Regions from separate parts of the Mus musculus genome. Here all the other regions are linked to region 3. Evidence: chromatin loops called from intact Hi-C (ENCODE). Cell type or tissue: gastrocnemius. All regions are shown on one strand. Region 1 has its middle 6.1 kb from the start of Lactb. Region 2 holds the start of Rab8b (RAB8B, member RAS oncogene family). Region 3 holds the start of Aph1c (aph1 homolog C, gamma secretase subunit).

Evidence for each region. Hi-C counts contacts between places; a loop is a spot of excess contacts. Peaks named below come from ENCODE experiments on the same cell type or tissue, not always from the same donor. Only the 100,000 strongest peaks of a DNase experiment are listed, where the experiment ranks them.
Region 1: it touches region 3 in a loop (2.8-fold over the local background); 2 of 42 quality-filtered maps call a loop at or near these places.
Region 2: it touches region 3 in a loop (2.1-fold over the local background); 8 of 42 quality-filtered maps call a loop at or near these places.

What each region holds. Positions count from the first base shown.
Region 1 is chr9:66,977,570-66,985,569 of GRCm38, reverse strand. No RefSeq gene overlaps it. Among named protein-coding and RNA genes, the nearest start is that of Lactb, 6.1 kb to the right of the region's middle. In gastrocnemius, a CTCF peak has its summit at 4,892 (motif pointing right); DNase peaks (open chromatin) are centred at 4,905 and 7,300.
Region 2 is chr9:66,914,922-66,922,921 of GRCm38, reverse strand. It overlaps Rab8b (RAB8B, member RAS oncogene family), which reads left to right and starts at 3,217. Exons shown (of 8, transcript NM_173413.3): 1 at 3,217-3,412. The coding sequence starts at 3,289. In gastrocnemius, a CTCF peak has its summit at 637 (motif pointing right); DNase peaks (open chromatin) are centred at 642, 2,736 and 3,169; H3K4me3 peaks cover 3,226 bases; H3K27ac peaks cover 5,115 bases.
Region 3 is chr9:66,829,841-66,837,840 of GRCm38, reverse strand. It overlaps Aph1c (aph1 homolog C, gamma secretase subunit), which reads left to right and starts at 3,135. Exons shown (of 6, transcript NM_026674.3): 1 at 3,135-3,355; 2 at 4,512-4,682. The coding sequence starts at 3,243. In gastrocnemius, a CTCF peak has its summit at 3,822; DNase peaks (open chromatin) are centred at 3,010 and 3,705; H3K4me3 peaks cover 1,965 bases; H3K27ac peaks cover 2,851 bases.

The sequences.
Region 1 (8,000 bases), 150 kb before region 3:
GCCTCCCGCTCCTGCACTGTGACTTCCGCTGTGATTTCCCCACAGCGGTGGGCTGTACACTCGAGCTGTGAACCAACCCCTTCCTTCCCGAGGCTGTTTTTGTCAGGGCATTTTGCCACAGCAACAAGAAGAGTCACAAGTCCACCTCATCCCAGCAACCCATCCTTTTGTTCACGGCCTGTGATGTGACAGGACACCGAGGTGGAAGGGCACCATGGAAGAAAGCTGCTCAAGTCCGGCAGCAAAGAAACAATTAGATAGGAAGGGGCCAGAGACGAGGTGTGCCCTTCAAAGACACAAGATCTGTGGTCTTCCAGCCAGACCCTACCTCCTAATGACCCGCTCGGTCTGTTGATGAGGCTAGAGGTCAGTGCTCTCATGACCCAATCGCCTCTCAACAGTGCCACCAGCTGGGATCAAGCCTTCAAAATATGAACCTTTTGGAGGTATGGCTCACTGTCCAAATCACAAGGCTCCAACGGATAAATAAAATTGATGAATGCAATTGCTTTAGATACTACATTGTGCATATGTAAGATGGTCATGACGTTTTGGTACATATACGAATAGGTTTAGAAAGACAATTTTCCCAACTAATCAAAGGCTGCTTCCCAAGCCTGTGGTTTCCATTCTGAGGTCAAATATCCCCCATCATGCCTTCCCTTGACACATTTTCAAAGGCAATACAATGGACTGGGGGAAAGGACTTTGCCAATAAAGGCACTTGCCACCAAGGCTGACAGCCTGAGTTTGATCCCTAGGACCCAAAGTGTGGGAGGAGAGAACCAACTGTTGAAGACTGTCCTCTTACTGCCACACCATGTCACTTCATACATGCCCCACCCCCAACATATTCAATCAATCAATCAATCATCAATCAATCAATCAATCAATCAATCAGTAAATGTAATAAAGGCTAGAACTGGCATATGCCAAAAGCTGTTAAGGACCAAGAAAAACTTCTCATCAGCCTCGGGATCCCTGATCCTTTCCCCAGTCATGTGTCATCCTCAGGGGCATCCCCAAAGCCTGGCCTACTGGAAAACACTCAGATGGATGAGAGCTAATTAGAAAGGCTAGAGAGCGAGATGCTATCAGTAGTCAGTGCTCAATTACAGGCTGGGTAGAGCACTGACAGAGGAGCTTGAGAGGTGTCTCCCGCCCTGAGGAAACCCTGGATGCTGTTCCTTAACAAGGAACATGCTGGGCTGGAGCTGTGGCTCACTCCCCAGTTGGCTTGCCTAGCTTGCACAAAGCTCCAGCCCTGCATAAAACCAGGCAGGGCTGCGCACACCTGGGATCCCAGCACGGGGAGGGTAGAGGCAGAAGGATCCGGGGGGATTTGAGATCAACCTTGGCTGTTGAGTGAGTTTGAGGCAAGCCTGGGATATACAAGACCACATAGTAAGACAAACAAGACAGAAAGAAGCAGGCAGGCAGTCAAGAAGGAAGGGAGAGAGGGAAAGAAAGGGGAGGAATGGAGAGAGAGGGAAGGAAAGGAAGGGGAGGGGAGAGGAGGGAAGGGGAGGGAAGTTAGTTGAGTGTCTACTGGGTAAGGAGCACTATGCTAAGTACTATGAGGCACAGAGAGAGAAGCCCCCCAAAGAAACTTCTAGAAAAGAACTTCCCTTCTTCCAAACATCTCTAAGACTATCCCAACTTTTAAAAGTAACATTTTTATTATTGCTGGGAACAGGGAGTGGGGGGATGGGAACCATTCTTGAGTATTACCTGCACCTAGAATCCCTTGCTAGGACATTTAGAATGTTTGCATTATATGACTGAAAGTGGCCATGGAGTACATGCTGGCTTACAGACATAGACTGCAATTCAGAGGGGAAATGACTACCCTGGAGTGGGGCGCCATTTTGGTATTGAGAGCTGAGCTTGAAGCCCTTGCCTGTGGCTCCTACCATCTGCTCTCTGTATATTTTACGTTGTTGTTGTTGGAAATCCTTACTTAGAGTGGATTAATGATGGACCAGGTTCCAAAGTTACTCACCAGGCATCGGACACATGCAGACTGAATTCTATCAGCTGCCTCTCACCCTCTCCCTTGCAGCTGGTGACCTTTGCTCTGTGAACCCCCCCCCCACTCCCACCCCCAGATGCTCACCCACCACTATATCAAATCCCTGTGCGAAAATCCTGGAAGATGCTTATCCTGACGGACTCAGAAACCCATCCCTGGTGCTTGAGCTAAGGAAACTGCAGCAAGAACAAGCCCTTTGTGAGCCTTTTGATGGCCACTGGCCTTGTGAACGAATGGTAGGACAGCGTGGCTCCTCCCAAGAGCAGCACATCAAATACTGTTTGTTATAAAGAAGCAGTATGACAGAATGAAGGGTCATTTACTCTCCGTGGACTCTGGCTTTTCAACACTTGGAAAGTTACTTATAACTGTAAGGATAAAATAAATATAGGCTACTTCATGCCGTGTGTGTGTGTGTGTGTGTGTGTGTGTGTGTGTGTGCGTTATACGCACTCATGTGCCACCACACCTGGCACCTGACTCCACTTTCTCTCCACTTTATTTTGGAGACACGGTCTTTTACTGAACCTGGAGTTCACAGCTTTGGCTGAGCAGGCTGGTCAATGAGCTCTAGAAAGTCATCTGTCTCCACCTCCCCCGTGCTGGGACTACAGATGCACAGGCCATGTCTGCCAGCTTTTTTTTTTTTTAATAATGATTTTTTAAAGATTTATTTATTTATATTATGTATATTAGTACACTGTAGCTGTACAGATAGTTGTGAACCTTCATGTGGTTGTTGGCAATTGAATTTAGGGCCTCTGCTCGCTCCTGTCAATCCCACTTGCTCTGGTCGGCCCTACTCGTTCAATCCTTGACTGCTCCGACCCAAAGATTTATTTATTATTATAAATAAGTACACTGTAGTTGTCTTCAGACGCACCAGAAGATCTCATTTCAGGTGGTTGTGAGCCACCATGTGGTTGCTGGGATTTGAACTCAGGACCTTCGGAAGAGCAGTCAGTGCTCTTAACCTCTGAGCCACCTCTCCAGCCCCCATCCAGCTTTTTATGTGTGTGGGTGGTGGGGAGCTGAACTCGGGTCCTTGTGTTTGCACAGGAAACACTTTGCTAACTGAATGATCTACCCAGCCCCATTCTTTGTTTTTGATCCACAACAACAACAACAGCAACAACAACAACTCCTTTCTATTTTCCCAGAAGGTAAATGTGTCCGAGGCTATAGGAGAGGTGACCTGACTGAATGACCAAGCTTTACCCTGCTCAGTCATCAGTGAAATCATGAGGCCCACAAGGCCTGCAGTACAGGCAGAGTACACTGGCGGCCGTCTCTACGGAATCCATTACAGAATCCACTGGCCTGTGTGGAGAGGACCCGGAGTCTAGTGAGGTCCTCAGGGTTCAGCTCAGTTCTGAAGAGTTTCCAAATTCCCACGATGGCAGAGAGGATGCACTCACAGTCCTTGGTGACTTTCTTTCGAAGGGTCATTAAGACAGTTCAAGAAAAGACTATTTATTCTCTAAGTTTCCATCTAGGAGCAGAACAGACTGGCTCCTCCAGTGATTGAAACTGAATCCTTATTTGGTCTTTAACCACTGGGCGTCCACCAAATAATTAAACAGAGAGCTTGATAGGAAGACATGCTGTGGGTGGAGGGAAGCCTGTGTGAACGTGTTTAACTGGAGGGCAGCCCTTGTGTGAAGCAGAGCTACTAAAGAATATTGGTTCCTGGCAAACCTTTTCTTTTCTTTTGGCTTGTTTTATTTTATTTTGTCTTGAGACAGAATCTGGCTATACAGCGGTGCTGGGTGTTTTGTTATTGTTTGTTGGTTTTGTTTTGTTTACAATTAGTACAAGCCTAGACACATCTGGGAAGTGGGAACTTTGATTGAGGAATTATCTGGGGGAGGGGGAAGTAATTGACTGGTGTGGGGGGCACTCAGCCCACTGTGGATGGCACCACCCCTGGGCAGGTGGTCCTGGGTGGTATAAGAAAGCAGGCTAAACAAGCCATAAGAAGAAAGCCAGTAGACAGTGCTCCCCTAGGAGCACCTGAGCACCTGTGCTTCAGTTCCTGCCTCCAGATCCCTGCCTTGAGTTCCTGCCTTGGCTTCCCTCAGTGATGGACTGTGTGGCCTGTAAGTCAAATAAACCCTTTCCTCCCCAAACTGGTTTTGGTCAGGTTTTGTTGTTGTTGTTGTTGTTGTTGTTGTTGTTTTTTTGTTGTTTTTTTGTTTTTTGTTTTTTAATCACAAAGCAGCAGAAACCAAATTAGGACAGTGACTCATGTGGGCCTTGAGTCTGAAATCCCCCCCCCTGCCTTAGCCTCCTAGGGAAGTTAAAACTTGAAAATGTTCCAGAGTTGTCCTCCTGTTCTGTTGTGGGGTATAACTGCCTTGGCAGCACATACACTAAAATTGGAACAACACAGAGAATATAAGCAAGGACAACACTCAAGGATGATATTCGTGGTGTTAACATTTATTTTTGAAAAGTGTGCTGATTTATATACATATATACATATGATTTACATACATATATGTATATAGACCAGCACAATTTTCATGTATATGAATATATATTATGCGTGCATGCACACACACGCACACGCGCACACACGCACACACACACCTAAAATGTCCAGAAGCAGATACTGATGTCACTACAGCTGCAAAATGCAAACATTTGGATGATAGAGCACTGGGCATTCACTCTCAGTAGGTCTTTGCTCTTTCCCTGTGGTAATTTTAGAAACAAGTATCAAGCTGAAGCCTGGGGTCACACCCTCCTCACCACTCCTCACACGGCATCTTATCTTATTTTACTTTTGTATGTATCTGTAATTATTATGTGTATGTCTGTGTGTCTCCGAGTATGGATTTCTGCATGAGTGCAATGCCCACAGAGACCAGACGAGGGCGGCATATCCTTGAAAATGGAGTTGTAGGATGGCCTCCACTGCCCGGTATGGGATTGGAAACTGAATTTAGAGCCTTTGTGAGAGCAGTTACATAGTCTTAACTGCTGGTCCATCTCTCCAGCTCATTGTTTCTGTTTTCAGTAAAATGTCTACTCACTTGATCTCCTTTTCATGTTGTAGTACATTTAACCTTCACAGCAACCTGTAATATAGTTATAGTGAGGTTACAGATAAAGTGACGACTAGGTTTATCATCAGGATTCAGACCCGCCAAGACAAAGCAATCTGGAGCTTTATATATGGGGAGAGAAATGCAGAGGCGAAGCTGTGCCTTCAGAGGGTTGCCACCTAGATCCGAACAGCTGGCACAACAGAGAAGGCACAGAAGATCAAGGCAGAGGAAACAGTTGGCTGGTTCTGACCAGTGACGTCTACGGGAAGACACAAGACCCGAGCTGAGCTTTGAAGGTTGTGTAATATAGCCTTATTAAGGACAGTACTTGAAGGGACACATTATGAGACTGATCAGGGTTTTTTTTTATTGCATTTTTAAACTTAACCTTATTTGGAAATAATTGTATATTCACATGCCCTGGTAAGTAATAAAATTTATTACTTATAGATCCCATAACTGTTTTAAAAAGACAAATTGGGGGGCTGGTGAGATGGCTCAGTGGGTAAGAGCACCCGACTGCTCTTCCGAAGGTCCGGAGTTCAAATCCCAGCAACCACATGGTGGCTCACAACCATCTGTAACAAGATCTGACTCCCTCTTCTGGAGTGTCTGAAGACAGCTACAGTGTACTTACATATAATAAATAAATACATCTTTAAAAAAAAAAGACAAATTGGTAACATTTAAAAAAAAAAAAACTACAGTAAAGTACCATAGCTAAGACGGTAACATAAATAGAATCTATTAATGTAATTCAGGTTGCCCCGGTTTCTCTTCTACTCTTTGTGTACTTGTGTTTCTATGACAATTAATGACCAGTAAAGCCTGTGTCCTACTCCACAGACAAGCTGAACAGGCCTGTCACCTCCATGATCCTTCACCTCAGCCTTTTAAACTGTACTTAGCACACTTCTCTCCTTCCCCCACCCCAGTCCCCGACTTCATTGTAACCCACTAGTGGCTTCTTCATTTTGTCATTCAATACTGTTATAGAAATGGGAAGGTGGGGGCAAAGAGATGGCTCAGTGGTTCAGAACAGTTGTTGCTCTTGCAGAGGACCCAGGTTCAATTTCCGGGACCCACGTGATGGCTCACAATAGCTATAACTCCAGTTGCAGGGAACCTGACCCTCTCTTTGGACTAGGCACACACATCGTGCACATACACACATACAGGTATGACATTCACACATATAAAGTAAAATAAAATTAATATTTAAAAATATAAAATAAATGGGCAGGAGATCCAGCCCTGATGGTGCACACACGTAATCTCAGCACTTGTAACATTAAGGCAGGAGGTTAGAGTTTGAGGACTAGCTGGGGTACTTAGTGAATTCCAGGCCAACCTGATCCTATCTCAATCAATCAATCAATCAATCAAATAGTGGGGCTGGAGAGATGGCTCAGTGGTTGAGACTACTTGCTGTTCTTGCAGAGTATCCAGGGTTTGGTCCTCCTGACTCTCTGTCACTCCAGTTCTAGGGGATTTGATCCTCTCTTCTGGCCTCCATGGGCACCCCAGGCTAGCGCCTACATACACTTAGGCATACGCATACACATAAAGGAACATAGTGAGTGTAGAAGCTTTGAATAGACATTACTCTATATGAAGATGTGTGTGCTGCTTTAATATCCAGGACATTGAATTCATAATGGTTCTTTTTAAATTCCATTGACCATCAGTGCAATAGCAATTAGACATGACTAGTTGCTGAATATATTTCTCCATTGACCTACTTAGAAAAAGTAACTTCCTGTCTTTCCAGAGGAGCAGGTTCGATACCCAGCACCCACATGGCAGCTAATAACTGTCTGTAGCTACATTTACAAGAGGATCCACCCCCTCTCTGGCCTCCATGGGTACTGCATACACATGGTACCCATACATGATGCAAAACATACACAAAGTTTAAATAATGTAAGAAAAAGTAACTTATTACTTGTTGGGGGAAGGGATTTTTTTTTAACCCCAGTCCTTCCTTTTTTCTTCTGTGAAGACTATGCATATCATCTTATTATAGTGTTAATTAATGTGCAAGCTAGTGGTATACATAAAATATATCTTAATAAGAAAACAGCACTTACAACTAAGGAAAAGATGTGTAAATAGCTACTGACCTTAACAGCATCAGCTCTCAGAGGAAATGCAGGGCAAAACCTCAGTGAGATCCAGTTCCTGCCTGCTGGGGTGGCTGTCAGCAGGAAGCTGGAGCTGGGCCAGTGCCTTTATTCTCAGCACTCAAGAGACAGAGGCAGGTGGATCTCTGAGTCTGAGGCCAGTCTGGTCTACATAGTGAGTTCCAGGACAGCCAGGGCTAAAAAAAGAAAGGAGAAGAAAAAAAGAAAGACAGAAAAGAAGAAAGCCAGTGCTGGCAGCTACACTGAGGAACTGAAACTATCATGCAGTGCTGGTGGGCAGGTGAAATGCTGCTTCTGGGAGCGCAATTAAATACAGAGTTATGCAATGGCTCTGCACTCCACCTCCAACTATAATTTCTAAGAGAAATGAAAACCTGCATTATAACAAGACATTGTGGTTGTCTGTAGCAGTTTCATGTTCAATGGTTGAAACTAGAAAAGGCACAGTCCACTAGTAAATGCATAAACAAACTGTTATAGCCATAACTGCAGGAATATCACACACACACACACACACACACACACACCTACCTAAAATGGCCTGAAGCAGATATCCTTGTAACTACAGTTACAAAATGCAAACATTTTGGAAAGAACATTGATTGTATCATAGTTCATTCATTGGCAGCTGCATCCATCTTTTTCTTTCCCTGTGGTGATTTTAGTATTTCTCCCTGTGTGAAGGAGCAGACATCCCCACGACACAATAGGAGGGAAAATCTAGTACACTTTCAAGTTTTATCTTTTTGTATATGAAAACACATAAATAAT
Region 2 (8,000 bases), 85 kb before region 3:
CTTCCTTGAATCATTGTGATGTGACATTTTAGAAGAGTCTCATCCAGTTGAAAAATGATGTCAACAAAGAATCTGTCACCTGTTGCCCCCACTCTACAAACATATTCACAATCAAACCTTTGAGCAAATGGCTTGCATCAGTGCTACCCATTTACTATCACTGTGAATTTTGTCTTTAATACACCAGTGTATAAAATCTGAGAATTAATAATGCATAATGAAAAGAAAATCTGATTTTTAAAAAAAGTCAAACAAAATGCTTGAATAGTTCACCTTGGTATACAAATGTAGGATTAGAAAGTCCCAATATTATACATAGGTGGTAGTATAAAAATACTGAGGAACTGAAAATATGACAGAATTTTTTTTTTTAAATCCCATTAATTAACAAAATTCCCCTAAGGAAATCTAGGGACTTTAAATTTCCTAACTTGCATTTCTCTTCTGAACTTAGTTATTTACTATATAAATATGTCCCTTTTCACACACACACACAAACTGCCAATAGTTGAAATAGTAGGACCGAAAGTTATTTCCTTAAAAAAACTTTTTTATGTATGGGTGTTTTGGCTATATGTGTACCACATGTGGTACCTGTCTGTGTACCATGCCACATGTGTGCAGTGCCCAAAGGGGCCATAAGAGGGCATCAGGTCTCTTGGGACTGGAGGTCTCTTGGTGGTTGTGAGCCATCACATGGTTGCTGAGAACCCAACCAGAGTCCTCTTAAAGCAGTCAGTGAAACTTAGCATTAACCATTGAGCCATCTCTCCAGCATTCCTCCCACCAAAGTATATCAATAGATAAAAATCCTTAAAAAGAAGAGGGCCAATGAGGTGACTGAACACACAAATCTGATGACCAGAGTTTGATCCCCCAAATCTATGTAAACATGAAAGGAAAGAACAACCTCACAATATTTTCCTGATCTCTAAACATATGCCATGACACAAACCCTGCCCCCATTACATACATATACACAATAAAGATAAAAAATGATTTAAATTTAAAAATAAAGTTAGGAAAACTCCAATGGACTTTGAAGACTTCTTTCCTTCTGTTCAATGAATGAGGACCAAGGAATGGACCTGAGCCATGGACCATTCAGACCCTGGTGAAGCCCTACTCAGAGGCATGCTTCAGAATTTGGCTTGGGCAAAGAAGCTTGATTGATGCCAGAAGGCAGGGATCCCTTCTCCAAAGGGAACTTAGTCCTTCCTCAGAACCATGACTTTGAAGGCAGCTTTGACCTAAGGCATACTCTAGACATTAGATATTAAGTTGGCAAAAGTAGCTGCTGCCCTCTGGGCATTGTGTGATCAATAAGTATGAGCTAATGATACCTTTCATCTTCTCTCTACACTGGAAGTGATGGTCAATATTAGGAACAACTAAATTTTCTGCTACAATAGGACCAGACATGCAACATTGCTGATATTGTACATGAAGTCACAGGCATTGTTGAATCTTAGAAGAATTTGTCAATGTGTTCAATTAACTGTCCAGTTTTTTTATTATTATTCTAATGATTAACTCCACTGCTTCCTGTAACAACCTCTGCTAGAAGGTATTTCCTTGTCTCTAAGGTAAGTTTTGTCCTAGAGGGTTTTAGATAGTTTGTTGTCAGGCAGGGCCCCTTTAATACTCTTAAAAATGGAGGCATCCAAAAGAATTTTTGTTGGTGTGTGTGTATGTTAGGACAGTTGGTATTTAACATATTTTAAATTAAAACTGAAAAAGAAGCAGAGATGAGACAGAGACTTCTGACAAGATAAAGCTCCTGGTCCCCCTTAGCCACTCCTTCCTCATGATCTGGATAGTAAACCCTTGTCTCACAGGGGCTTGATCTGGCTGGGTTTCTGCCACTTGCAGATAAAAGAGCACTGAACAATAAAGAATTAGTCTAGGGTAATAAATAATGAAGGCTTGAATTGAATACATCAAAGTGCTATTTCCTCCCTTCCTTTTGCCACCCATTAATTGAAAGCCTCCTGAGGAGTGATAAATTTAAACGCAACTAACACCTACACTTCACAGCACCTTACCAAGTTTCAAAGTGCTTTCACACTCAGTATTTAATTTTCACTACAACCTATGAAGTAGTTTGTTTTTCATTCGTCTTTACAGATGAGAAAACTGAGACGTGTCAAGCCTGTGAGACTTCACACAGCTGTGAAGTGGCTTAGCAAAGACTAAATCCAAATCTAAATCTCTACATCTTCTATGGCCAAAGTTCCCGTCACCTGTCTCAGGTGGCGCTATTTTATAAGCTGTTCGTAGCACAAGCCTTCCCACATCTTTCTTCTCTTCTCTTCTCTTCTCTTCTCTTCTCTTCTCTTCTCTTCTCTTATCTTATCTTCTCTTCTCTTCTCTTCTCTTCTCCCTCTCTCCCCTCTCTCCCCTCTCCTCTCTTTCTTTCTTTCTTTCTCTCTCTCTCTCTCTCTCTCTCTCTCTCTCTCTCTCTCTCTCTCCCTCCCTCCCTCCCTCCCTCCCTCCCTCCCTCCCTCCCTCTCTCTCTCTCTCTCTCTCTCTTTCTTTCTTTCTTTCTCAAGAATTCATCCTCCCGCGGTGCGCGAGGCGGTATCTATGAAGCAGAGCCTCTAAAATGATCATCGCATTTGGCTGTGGCCTGTAGTTCAGAAGGCACAAGTGGGAATGAAATTAGCCCGCTAACATCACTCCTTGAGCTCTATAATTGAAGGGCTGTGGAAGGGGGCCTAGGAAATGGGCGGGAACGGGAGAGGCTGGGTAATACTCTGCAGCTAATTCACAGACTTCGTGAACCTTTGCATCTCCAAAGAAAGCTTGCCGAGCTCCGGGTTCAGGCAAGTAGATGAGCGAACTGCAGGACTTAGATTCCGAGGTCTTGGATTTGAAAGATGCCCATAAACAAAGAAACAACAAAGTCAAGTTCCCTTGGCAAAAGAAGAGGAGTTTGAAACGAAGCGTCTTTTCCCTGTAAGGATGGAAAGTCTTAACACACCACCCTACATCACTCAGATTTGTTATCCAGGGAGGTTGTTCGGACAGTTTGGGCGAGGCACGCCCGCGGCTCTCCCAGAGTACTACAAATCCCATAAAGCCTCGCGGGGCGGAGGGTGATGACAAGGCGCGGGCAGATTGGCTGGGACGGGGAGGAGCGAGCCTGTCGCCTCAAGAGGGTGGGGCGAGAGGCGGGGCGGGGCGCGGGTGGCTTGGCAGACACGCCCCCTCGCCAGAGGCCCCCCCTCCGCGCTGCTTTCCACCGCCTCCTTGCTCTTGGCGGTCAGAGAGGGCCGGAGTGAGAAGATGGCGAAGACGTACGATTATCTGTTCAAGCTGCTGCTCATCGGCGACTCCGGCGTTGGCAAGACCTGCCTCCTGTTCCGCTTCTCAGAGGACGCCTTCAACACCACCTTTATCTCCACCATCGGTGAGGGAGCGGCCGCGGCCCGGGACGGGAGCTGAGACGAGGGGGGCGGGTGCCTGGGGGCCTGGGAGAGGGCACGCGAGGGCTTGGCGACCGGAGAAGGGGACCCCGAAGGGCCGCGGAGAGGGCAGTGAGAGCCGGAGAGGCTGAAAGGGACGGATGGGGATGCGGAACTGCGGACGGACGAAAGGGAACCGGAGCAATCGGAAACCAGGGGTGTTGGGGACACGAGGGGGCTCCGGGGCGGCGGCGGCAGCGGCGTCCCAGAGGGACGGAGTCGGGGGAACACAGGAAATCGTACGGAAAGAGAAGGAGGGGAGGGAGAGTGAATACGAACGTGGGTTAGAAAGACAGGAAAGAGGAAGGAAATGTGAAGAGGGAAATGAAGGTTTGAGGACTCAAAGAGGGGCTTCAAATGAAGTAAAGGGGCAGAGGACACCAGGGACAAGAGAAGTGAGACTAGGAGGCGGTCAACAGGGAATTGAGGGGAATGACTGACTGAATGATCAGGAGGCAAGCGATAAAACGACATTGACTCTAAAGGTGTGAACAGAGATGCCAAGAGAAAATGCAGAAGATTGTAGGTGGGAGAAGGACTCAGGAGGACCCGAGGGCGACTTGAGGCTACTTGGTGGAGAAAGTGAAGGCGAGCTGAGTGTTAACTAGAAAGGAGAAGGGGAAGCAGGGGATGCAGTGCAGGGGTTGAGAGATCAGAGAGGAAATGGAAAACGCGGGGCTCAGGACTTTCCCTAGTAACTGGGAACGCTGGTTTCCATTTTCTCTTGACATCTTTGAATCGAGATTTAAAAAGTGACTAATGATGGAGTAATGTCTACGGGGTGTTAAAAATCTTTTGAGTGTTTATAGGAATTAAAGGGGCTGGGGACTTTGGGAGATGATGTGGTTAGAAGAAATTTATTGTTCACCGCCTTATTCCGTGTCTTGGGAAGCAGCAGTAAGTTTCTCAACTTTGTAAATTCTTGAGCTCGTGTAGTTGGTAACATCCAAGCCAAGTGATTGACTGTACATTCCGCCTGCCTCCCTGTGTAGTTTCCTTTGATTCTAATTACTTTGTAGGTGAATCATAACATACTGTATATTTCCCAATTACTTCTAATTGACTCAAGAAAAAAATTTCTCACTCTTCACTGGGAGCTGCTCTTGTATCTTCAGTAAAAGACATTGTGTGCAGGTAAACAGGATCTTTAAGTTGTAAACTGAAGAACACATCAAAACTGCTTTTAAACCTTCAGTAGGATGACCTTAACATTATTTCCTTTGTTAAATAGCTGCAGTCCAGTGGCCCACTCACTCATCAGCTTTTTGGTTGTCTGGCCTCTAATACTAGCTTATTTAAAGCATTTTTCAAATGGCTTTCCAGGTGATCCACAAGTAATGGGGAACTAGTGTGTTGACAATAAGTATGTCAAAGGGGCTGGAAAGTTGCTATGGTGGTTAGGAGGATTTGCTGCTCTTACAGAGGACCCAGGTTTGGTTCATAGCACTCACTTGGCACCTCATACTGCCTGTAATTCTAATGGAATACAACACCCTCTTCTGGCCTCCGTGGGGACTAGACATTTACATGGTGTACATACATTTATGCAGGAAAAAAACCTTGAATTAAAAACAAAACAAAATCCGTGTTTAAATATTTGTGGCATTTGAAAATAGGTGACATTTTAAAAGTAGGTATCGAGCACTTTCCAGTGTAAGTATTGGTAAAGAGTCTCCATGGTTTATTCTGATTTTTTTTTTTCCTACAGACTGAATGGAAATTTGGGTGTTGTGATATCTGGGCTGAAGGAAGTTTGAGTTGCGAGTTCTTGGCAGTTAGTCTTGAGTGGGACTTTTCTGAGGAAGCAGATTTTAAATGTCATCTCCCTTCTCGAAAGTGTATTTGTAAGAGACTTGGTGCAAGCTGGTACAGCTGCTAAAGGACATTCATTTCTGGTATCAGTTTCCAAGCCCCAAAGGACTCTTCTTCAGTGTTGACTGCATGCTGCAGCTCAGCTTGGAAAGGACAGTTCCTAAGAAGTTAAGGGTGGGGGACAGTGTCTGTTCCACGTGCAAACTTCTCAGAACTTTCCTCCTGCTTCAACTTTCACAACTGAGTAAGTCTGGGGCAAGAGAGACGGCTCAGCAGCTAAAAGTACCTGCTGTTCTTCTTGGGGACCCAAGGTTAGATCCCAGCACCCATAGCAGGTGGCTCACAAATACCTGTCAGCCAGCAACTCCAACTCTAGGGCTCCTGACTCCTCTTCTGGCCTCTCTGGGCAGCTGCGCTCACACGTAGACATCTCCCACCCAGGCGCACACATGGGCACATAAACTTTTTTAAAAGGAAAAAAAATGAAAAGAAAGTGACTAAATCTCACTAATACAGCATGTTAAATTCCTTGGATTCCTCGGCAGTAGATTTACCAGCGCCCTACTCCCCCCACATTTCTTGTAAGGACCTTTTAACACTATCTTTTAAAAATCACTTTTCTTGGCTAAGGGTTTAACTGAATTATATAGTATATGCTTAACATGGACGAGGCCTTGGACTTAATCCCTAGCCACCCCACCCCAACAGATCTCTGTGTGTGTGTGTGTGTGTGTGTGTGTGTGTGTGTGTGTGTGTAGTGTATTACATTTCACACTTTAAACGTTACATTTAAAACATTAAAGCAGGTACCCTTCGACAGCTGAGATTAGGAGGTATATATACATGGTGAGTCTCATGTGAACTCTTGGTCTTTGTACCTTCTGTGTGGTGAATGTGGTGAATATAGTGTCAAGCTATGTCTTCAGTTGATAGGAGGAGGGAAACTCCCATATCTTTTACTTAGCCCCAGAACTCCAACAGGAAGTGGTAGCAGACAGCCAGAGAACTTATATACCTGAAAGCAAAATGCTGTGTAGTTGCAATTACGCTTGAACAGTCGGGTGAAGTTCACACTACTCTCGAGAAAAGTTCCACAGACTCCTGACTGGCCACAAGCACAGTTTCTAGCAGCAATGTCACTCCCGATAAGCTCCACACCACACCTCCATTATGAAGTTGTTTCAGTGACAGTTGGTGACCCTTCTTTTCCTATCATAATTTAAGTGTCCATTTGTGTAAAGTCCTGGGCTTTACTGTGACTGAGCTTGACAAGGTCTTCTTGTAGTACTGCTGACAAATTTGATAAGCACCACGCCCCAGGAAAGAGCTCTTCTGAGGGCCTGTGTTTGTGTGTATTTGGCAGATACATCCCATGTCTGCCTTTTACTATGAAGATATGCTTTTGCTTTAATTGTGCATTGCTAGTGTTTACGTGTTTAAAAACAGTTCTTTTGTCTTTAGACTGTGGATGGGGGATCCATGAAAGAGGAGACAGTCATTTTGAGTCTAGGTTCAGTTGTCTCAGATACTCTTCGTTTCTCAAAGGTTTGCCACTTGGAGTCCTTCCTGTTCTTTGGCGTGACAAAAGGTAGCTTTTCTTTCACGTGGCTTTCTGGAACTCTTTTAGTCTATTAGTCAGATAATACTTGCAAATCATGAAGTAAAGCTGAGTTAGTCACTTGAAATTACAGGCCTAATGCCTCAGGCCAACTAACTAGCTCAAATGTTGGAAAAATTAAAAAAAAACCAAAAACTTTAGATTGACTCCAGCCCCTTCCCTTACATAATCATAATTAACAATTAGGTGAATATTTATAAATATAATGTTTAGATAGAAATGGTGAAACTATTTCATGTATGTTTCCTGAAGGTTATGGGTGCATTTTAATATGGATATGAGGGCACCCAGACATCTTGAAATGGCCTTGTATTAAACAAGGTGCTGGTAGAACTGAGAGGACCCAACTCTGCCCTACAATGGGACCTTCTAAGCTGATTCCCTTCCCCGTCTCTCCTCTGCCCTGCCCCCTTCTTCCTGTTAGGTATTTCCTGAGTGGTTTCATTATTTAGTGTAGTCATTGTTTGACGTGGAGTGAGTTGTAGAAATGATCCACTTTATGCCCTGTCTCAGCTTGACAAATGCGAATTCTTCATCTCCAGCAGAGTACTACTGAAGCTCCAAGTCCAACTCTGTGTCTCGTTCATCGCTGGGATGAGTTTGATCCTCTCTGTAAATCCACATTTTCCTGGGAGTAGTTGGACTTGCACAAGTGTCTGTCAGGGTGGGAAGTTAAGGTGTTTCCATCTCCATTAGCATTAAGGGAAGGGAAATGGTCCTGAGAGACTCTGTATGGGGAGGGATAACTCCACATACGGCCTTTATTCTTCCTTCCAGGCCTGGAGTTTCAGGTCAAGAGATCATAGTGCACCCTGCCATTAACATTCCTTCCACATGTGAGATAACTCATCAAATCATTTCGTAGCCCCACACTGGTAATTGTTGATGCAAAATGCCAGCAGAGCACTCTTAGGCATTTTGTCTATACCACTCACTCTCCTGGCTTCATTTGTCTTTGAGTCAGTTTATCCAGTATAGCCTATGGGCCCGATTGGGCCTGCAGCCTGCTTTGTGCTAAGAGTGTTTTCTCATTTTGTTTTTTGTTTTTGTTTTTAACATTTTAAAAGAAGTTGTTAAAAGTAAGAACTATGAGGAATACACAT
Region 3 (8,000 bases):
TCAGATACCCCAGAAGAGGGCATCAGATCCCATTACAGATGGTTGTGAGCCACCATGTGGCTGCTGGGAATTGAACTCAGGGCCTCTGGAAGAGCAGTCAGTGCTCTTAACCGCTGAGCCATCTCTCCAGCCCCAGCTGGAACTCTTAAGAGCGCTTGCTGTTCGTCCAGAAGACCAATGTTCAGTTCCTAGAACCCACATGAGGTGGCTCACAACTGTCTGTAACTGCAGTCCCATGAGGCCAGATGCCTTTGGCCCCTGTGGGCACCTGCCCTCATGTGCACATTCCCACACACAGACATACACACCTATACATAACTTAAAAAAAAAAAAATAGGCCTACTATGGTGGCACAGACATTTTATCCCAGTGCTAAGGAGGAAGAGTCCTTTATGAGTTCAAAGCCAGCTTGGTCTGTATAGTAAGTTCCAGGCCAGTCAGAGCTATGTAATGAGACCCTGTTTCAAACTAATAAATATAGAGTGGAATAAATGTACATGTGACTGTTTAAGGTGGCAAAGATGACAGCTTCTGTAAGAAATAGTTCTTATTTTTCAGACATGATAAACAAAATGCCTTAAACTAGTTCCCAGCTTTTTCTACCAGTGAGAAAGTGTCTTTTCTCAGTGTCTTTTTACTGAGGCTTTCCCAGAACCATTTGTGATGGGTGTATTAGTTATGTTTCTTATTGCTGTTGACAAGATACCTGACACGAAACAGTTTCAGGGATGAACGGTTTCTTTTGGCTTACAGTTGAGGAGCTTACACTTCATGAAGGTGGGAAAGGCATAGCAAGAAGAGGAGAGGCAGCTGGTCACATTGCATCTACAATCACAAAGCCAATGATGATCAGGAAATCAGACTGGGTTACAAAACCTCAAGCCCATCCCTAATGAACCACTTCTTCCATCAGTGCTCTACCTCCTGAAGAGTCAACAACCTTCCTGAACCGTGCCACCAATTGGGGTCCAAGTGTTCAAACTTGGCCAGAAGGAGACAGGTCAGATGCAGACTATAGCAATGGATATTCAGAATGTATAGGTGTGTCAGGCTTGGTCCTCAAGATAACTCATGAGGTAGTCTCACTTAACATGAATAAAGATGTATCTTAAATATGAATGGCCAGAGAACTTTATAATCTTTATTCTTAAGCTTCTTAGAAATTATGAAATTAATAGATTTCAGATGCTTCAATGCTTCATCTTCAAGATTATTCTATTCCTTACTTTAGTTTCTTCTAGGCACTGGGAAATAACAAAGTCTTTTCCCTCTGGAAGTTTACATTTAAACAGGAAGACAGATGCATCACTGAAATTGACTTGTGATTGAATGTATAGCAAAGCGATGTTACTATAAGAATGTCAAGCAAAACACAGCTCTCATTTCAAAATTGTTTATTCTGCAGCCAAATTTGAGTGATCTTGGCCTGGGGAACAGAGTATTGGGGTTGCCCCAAATACTGTTTTCCCACATGGAAATGAGTACATGAAGTTTTTACAGTTACAAAAGAAAGTAATAAATCAAGGCCCCTTTCAGATGCATTATTGGAAATATCAGGTAAGTGGGGCAGAGCAGAGCAGGGAAATCTCTGCTACAGGTGTCAGATGCTGCAATCCGATGACATTCTTAGCTTTGGGGTTTGTGGAGGCTAGTAGTAAATATGAAGGAAAAAACCTGTCACGTGATAGTCACAAGGGCATTAGAGCAGATGCAGAGGTGGGAATGAATAGCTGTTAAAGAGGCTAGATAGCCCAAGATATTGGCTCTGTATCTACAGCGTTTCAATTCTCCACAAACATGAATGTAATTAGTCAATATTAACCTTGTAGCATTCTTAACATAGCTGTGGTTGTTTGTCCTGAAATTTAAATTCAGATATGATTAGAGAATGCCTTTAAAATTTTTTAAGTTTTTGGAGATCAGGGCTGTTAGTGGCACAGAAACCAACTTGTCAGAACAACTCGTCAGTATTTCATTATTCCTTTTCCATAGGGGATGATTCACCTGGGTCATACCAGCCCAGTTGGATTTTTACATAGGATGGGAGCCCCACATTCCTGCAACCACGGACACAGAAAAAATACTTACTTTAAAGGAACCGTGCCCCTGTCCTGCTGTTTACTTCAATTGACCTTCAGCACAAAAGTGGCCTGGTAATCTCCCTTAGACCACCTTACAGTTGGCCAGCACCAGGGACAATGTGTACCCACAGGCAAGAGGGCTGGGGCACAGCTTTTAAGTCTTCAGTGAGCCACGCTTTGGAATAAGGACCTGCAGCGCTGGCAAGTCTGAGGCTTGGTGTAGCCCTTTGCCTCTCGGAGGTCTAGGCGCCCGCCCAGTTCGGCGGGCAACTTTCATTGCCCCAAGAAACCTAGAGAAGAAACCTTGAAGGACCCCTTTCCATTCTCAGCACCCCGAGTGCTCTGAAGAACTGCCCAGCCCTCAAGGCCCCGCCCCGCAGTCTGACGGCACGTGGAGTCCCAGGAGGCCGCGTTGCTGCCCAGCCTGCCCGCACACCGAATCCTTCCAGGCTGCACCTCCGCTCTGACCGCTTGTGAAGCCCCTCGAGGCCCTGTCCCCTGCGCTGTACGCACGCAGAGACACTAGAGGCCGCCCCGGTTCTGACAGCACGTGGAGCCCCTCGAGGAACCGCCTCTCTGACAGCTTCTCGATGCCGCTGCACAGGTTCTAACAGTACTCTGAGCCTCTCAAGAAATAGCTTCCCGAATCCTGCACCGCCATTCGCTCTCAGCGCCTGGAGCACCTCCTGGAACTACCTCCCGAGATCCGCCTGGACACCCCTCTGCGACTGACCGTTGTGCGATACAGGCTCTGTTTTTCGAGCTCCGCCCCCGCCCAGTCCTGCCTTGCTGTGGAGCAGCTCGAGGACCCGCCTCCTCGACTCCACCCCGCCCTCTGCAAAAACAAGCCGCGGAGCATCTCAAGGCACTTCATCTAGAGCGCCGCTCCGCCCTCTGCTCTGACTGGCTGTGTCCTGCACCGCCCCCAGGCTCTGATTGGCCAGAAACCGCCCCTAAGGCACCGCCTCTCGTACGTCCCGCCCTCCGCTCAAAAAAGCCTTGGAGCACCTCGAGGCCCCGCCTCCCGGGCTTTGCTCCGCCCCCTTCTCTGATCGAGCCCGGAGTACCTGGCAGGCCTGCCCCGCCCCGCATTCCGCTAAGAAATCGTCCCAGTCACCTCGGATCCACTCAGGTCCCCCGGGACTGGCTTCTGTGGGTACCATGACGCTGCCTGTGTTCTTCGGTTGCGCCTTCATCGCCTTCGGGCCCGCGTTCGCACTCTACCTCTTCACCATCGCCACCGACCCTTTGCGCGTCATTTTCCTCATCGCTGGGTGAGGTTGAGCCGAGTCCCGGACACCGCGGGTCCCTCCCTCTCCTGGGTTTCCACGACCCCGGGATCCCCATCTCCCAGTGGCTCCCAGCTTGTGGGACTGTCCAAGACTGGGGGGAGGGGGTTCAGGCTGAGCAGGCGAGTCCTGCGGGTCTTGGCTTCTGTGGAAGATGGGAATAAGTGGATACATTCGTGTATGGAGCCTTAGTCTTTCCGTAGGAATTTCTCATTTCACTCAGTGCTCAGCGGCATCGAAGAGCTGTTCTCACTCTCTGCCATTAAAGACACCTGGGGATCAGTTGTCCACCTCCTCAACCCCCGTTCTTGGACTCAGAATGCCTGTGAGGAATTTGGGCTCAGATTTTTCTTGTAGGCCCCTGGGTAATGGTTGGGGTGCAGCCAATGGTGAAAGCCTGAGAAAACCGCTGCAACACCTGACCAGTCTTGCTGAGAACTTGGTAAATATCTAACTCTGCTGGTGACTGCGGTCTTGATCCCTTTGCACCTGCTGAGACTGAGTTTCTGAGACTTGGCACCCAGGCAACTCACTGGCTAGCCAGGAACTCCAGCCTCTCTGCGTTCTTTTTTCCTGTAATAAATAGTGCTCCTTCGCTGTTGGCATTAAAAATCAATAGAGTCTGTTGAACGTCAAGCTTGCTGTGTCCTTAAAGTCCACAGGAAGGTTGTAAGAACCGGGCCTGGAAAACAACTAGACCACAGCATGGGTTTTCAACTTCTGAGTTTTCCATGGTGCACACAATAAATACAGGTGTAGGTGTTTGTTTTCCTTCAGAAAAGATACTTATCTTTACAGACAGCTAAGCCATTAAATTCACATTTTCTAGGATATGAAAATTGTAACAGCCACTGGTTATATGTTTCTATGGCACACCAATGAGGCAAAGCAGTAACCAACTTCCTCGTTGCCAGTCCTTGGCAGATAGTGTTCTGGTGTACACAGACAGGGTCACTGAATCGTCCTTGTTGAGGGCATCTGACGTTCCTCTTGGACTGTTTTTTCACTAGGAGGAAAATGGACCATTGATTAGCAAATGCTGATTCGGAATACCATGTGAAGGGGTTCTTTCCTAAAAAAGATCAAGATATTTGTTTCCTGTGCTTCTGTTAACTCGTGACTTTTGTCTTCTACGTTCCAGTGCTTTCTTCTGGTTGGTGTCTCTCCTGCTTTCGTCCATGTTTTGGTTCCTAGTGAGAGTCATTACTAACAACAGAGATGAATCAGTACAGAATTATCTGCTCATCTTCGGAGCGTTGCTCTCTGTCTGTATCCAAGAGCTGTTCAGGCTCGCATATTATAAGCTGTTAAAGTAAGTTAAATGTTTGTTTTATTTTCCCAGTTAGACTTGAATTATGATTTGGTGGTTGTTACATTTCTAGCCTGAAAATTGTATTTAAATTTATGACCTGGCTTGCCTGCCTGCCTGCCTGTCCGCCCGCCCGCCCTCCCACCCTCCTGCTCCCCTGCTCCCCTGCTCCCCTGCTCCCTTGCCTTTCCCTCCTTCTCCTTCCTCCCAAAAGTGTTTCTTGAGAATTTTCCCAGATACTTTGTCAGAACTGGAGGTGCAAAGGTAAAACAGAAGCTCTGGTGGTGCACACCTTAATCCCCAGAGGCAGGCAGAGATCTGTGAGTTTGAGGCCAGTCTGGTTTACAAAGTGAGTTCCTTGACATCCACAGAGTATAGTGAAGCCTCTCTTAAAAAAAAAAAAAAAAAAAAAAAAAAAAACAGAGAGTGGGAGAGACTGTCACGAGGACTGGCTTGTGTGTGTGTGTGTGTGTGTGTGTGTGTGTGAGATGAGCTTTCATTTGGGACTAGGATATGATCAGCTGAAGGACCCATGAGGACGTCACATGAAACCAGTAATTTGAGTCAGAGCTTGGACTTGGAGCCCTAGGTTCTTATGTTCTTTCAGGAAGTTATGAGTTTAGCCTTGCTTCTGTGGTAAGGTCAGTGGAGTAACAAATGTTTTCGTTCCTGCCACTCAGACTCTCCACGAAGTTCATAGATAAAACCTAAAGTAAGTCTCAGCAACACCCCCTGGGACAGGCTTCTGGTCATCTCCCTTCCTAACATGTTGTTATTCTGGATTTTTAAAAACATCTTGCTTTTAGCAGTAGATATTGAGTTCCCTTTTCATAATGAGGCAATTTAAGTTACAAATTGAAAACCAGGAAGCCATTTCTTAGTAGCAAAAAAAGCATAGCTTTGGAGTACCTGGCAAGATGATGGTTCAGTGGGTAAACGTGCTTGCCACCAAGCCTGATGACCCGAGATCAAGCCCCGGCACCCATTTAAAGGTAGAAAAAAATGAAAGGACTTCAAGTTGTCTCTTGACCGTCACATGTATACCATGGCATTTATGTGATCAGGAGTATGCACATACAGAAAATAAATAATAAATAAATGTAACTTTAAAAATATACTTTTGAAAAGGTTTAACATGAAAATTTGTAGTCTCTGGGAAAAAATGTAAAGAGCATTAAGTAAATGTTGGAAGTAATGTTTAGGACAGAGAATGTAGCTCAAGTTGGTAGAGCCCATGCTAGCCTGCCCAGAGCCCGTGGGTTTGATCTCCAGTATTGTTTTAAAAATTAAAGAAAGAGAGGAAAAACTAACATTTTAAGCTGGGCATGGTGGCCATGAAAGAGCCCAGAGCTTTCAAAGAAACAAAATGTAACATTTAAGTTGTTTACAGGGAGGACATCTAATTGTGTTGAATATTTGTGATATGCAAAAGTTAGTTATTACCATCATAAAGATTTAATTTATTGTTGCTTTTTATTTTAAAGTACTCGGCGTTGAGGGCAGGGTATTGCACATAATAGGCAAACAATCCATGCCCCTCCCCCTCAGCCTACAGGCTGACTTTAACTGGATATTTTCACAGGGTAATCAAAATGGTTCTACTTTTGTCCTGTGCCATTGAAATCTCAGCCACATGATTGTCACAGGGTCCCTGTCAAGGCTCAGCACTCCTCAGTTCAAGGTGTGGTTGTTGCTTCTAAGCCCTTCTCTCCCCTTGGCAGTTGGCAGTGGATGCGTCCCCTTTTGTTACCGCCTGATTTTCACCATATGCTTTTGCTACAATGTGATTAAAGCCCTTGACCAGAGTTGTTTTCTAAATAACTCAGCCTCACAGTGTACCGACAGATAAACTAACAGTGTCCCTAGCTAAGTAAAATAATAAAATGGGCATGGTGGGGCATCCCTGTACTCTTTACTCTCCAACGACAGTGAGGCCAGCCAGTGACACGAGACCAGCTCAAAAACCAAGCAAACAAGCAAGAAAAACCTCAAATATCTTAAATACATAAATCCAGAAGTGGAATAAACTTCCTCTTGATGTGTAGCAGTTTCGAGAGAGGAAATGTTGGGGCACCAACAGTTCCCTGTTAACATTAGGAAGTGAGAAAGCACAAAACATGACAGAGATTGGTGGGATGTCTCATCTGTTTGCACAAGTCTAAATTCTCCATTACATTTGTTAAGGTTCCCAGGAACAAAAATTAGAAGTTCCAAATTTTACAATATAAAATTGTGAAACTATTGATAAATCATTTTCTTCATGTTTGTTTAAGATAGCATCTCACTATGTAACACTGACTGGCCTGGAGCTTATTATAAAGCCAGCCTGGCCTTGAACTCACAGAGCTCCAACTGCCTGTCACCCAAGTGCTAGGATTAAAGGGGACTCCACCACCTCTGTCTTGTTCTTTTTTGTGTGTATGTGCGAGTGTGAGATTAACAAGGGTTCTGTATAGAAATACACCATTTGCGTTTTTTGTTGTTGTTTTGTTTTATTTTGCTTTGTTTTACTCTGAAACAGGGTCTCCTGCAGTCTCCCGTGGCCTCCAACCTAGTATATAATTGAGAATGACCTTGAACTTCTGACCTTACTGGAATTTCAGACATGGGCTATCATGGCTAGAAACTTTATATCTTCCTGATTGCAGTACCACAGTGTGTCCAATAGAGAAAAACAACTTACACAAAACAGAAATTATCCTAACGTATTGATTAAACTGCACTGATACATTTGTTGATAATCGATTATTGCTGTTGTATAACTCATAAGGTTTAACTAACATGTAAAAGAGTTCCTTGAATGGTAGGTTTATTTTATTAGTTGGTTTCTGCTGCAGAGACAGTCACATAAACATCTGGGTCACATCCTTCCTACTAAACAGTGCTTCCAAATGGACAACACTGAAATAGCAAATTGTTCTTTTCGATTCTAGAAAAGCAGAGGACAGTGTGCATATGGCTATTTTGATTGAATTCTACATCACCAGAACAGTGATTAATAAAGCAATGATATTCATGCAGTATTTCTGTATTTATGCAATAAGTAGACCAACAGTAATAAGTATTTGTTCCTTGATATTTAAAATGTATTTTATGTTGGCTTTTTGAGTAGATATCACTGTATAGACCAGGATGGCCTTGAACATGCAGTAGTTCTAGTACCTTAGTCTCCCAAGTGCTACGACTACAAACCTGCGCCCCACACCTGGCTCCCCTGGAGTTTCAATTCACACAGAGGCTGGGAAATAAGTATTCTCTGGTTGACAGGTCTGTTCTTAGAGTTCCTCTCACCTCATTTTGTTTCAGCACTGACTGACAGGT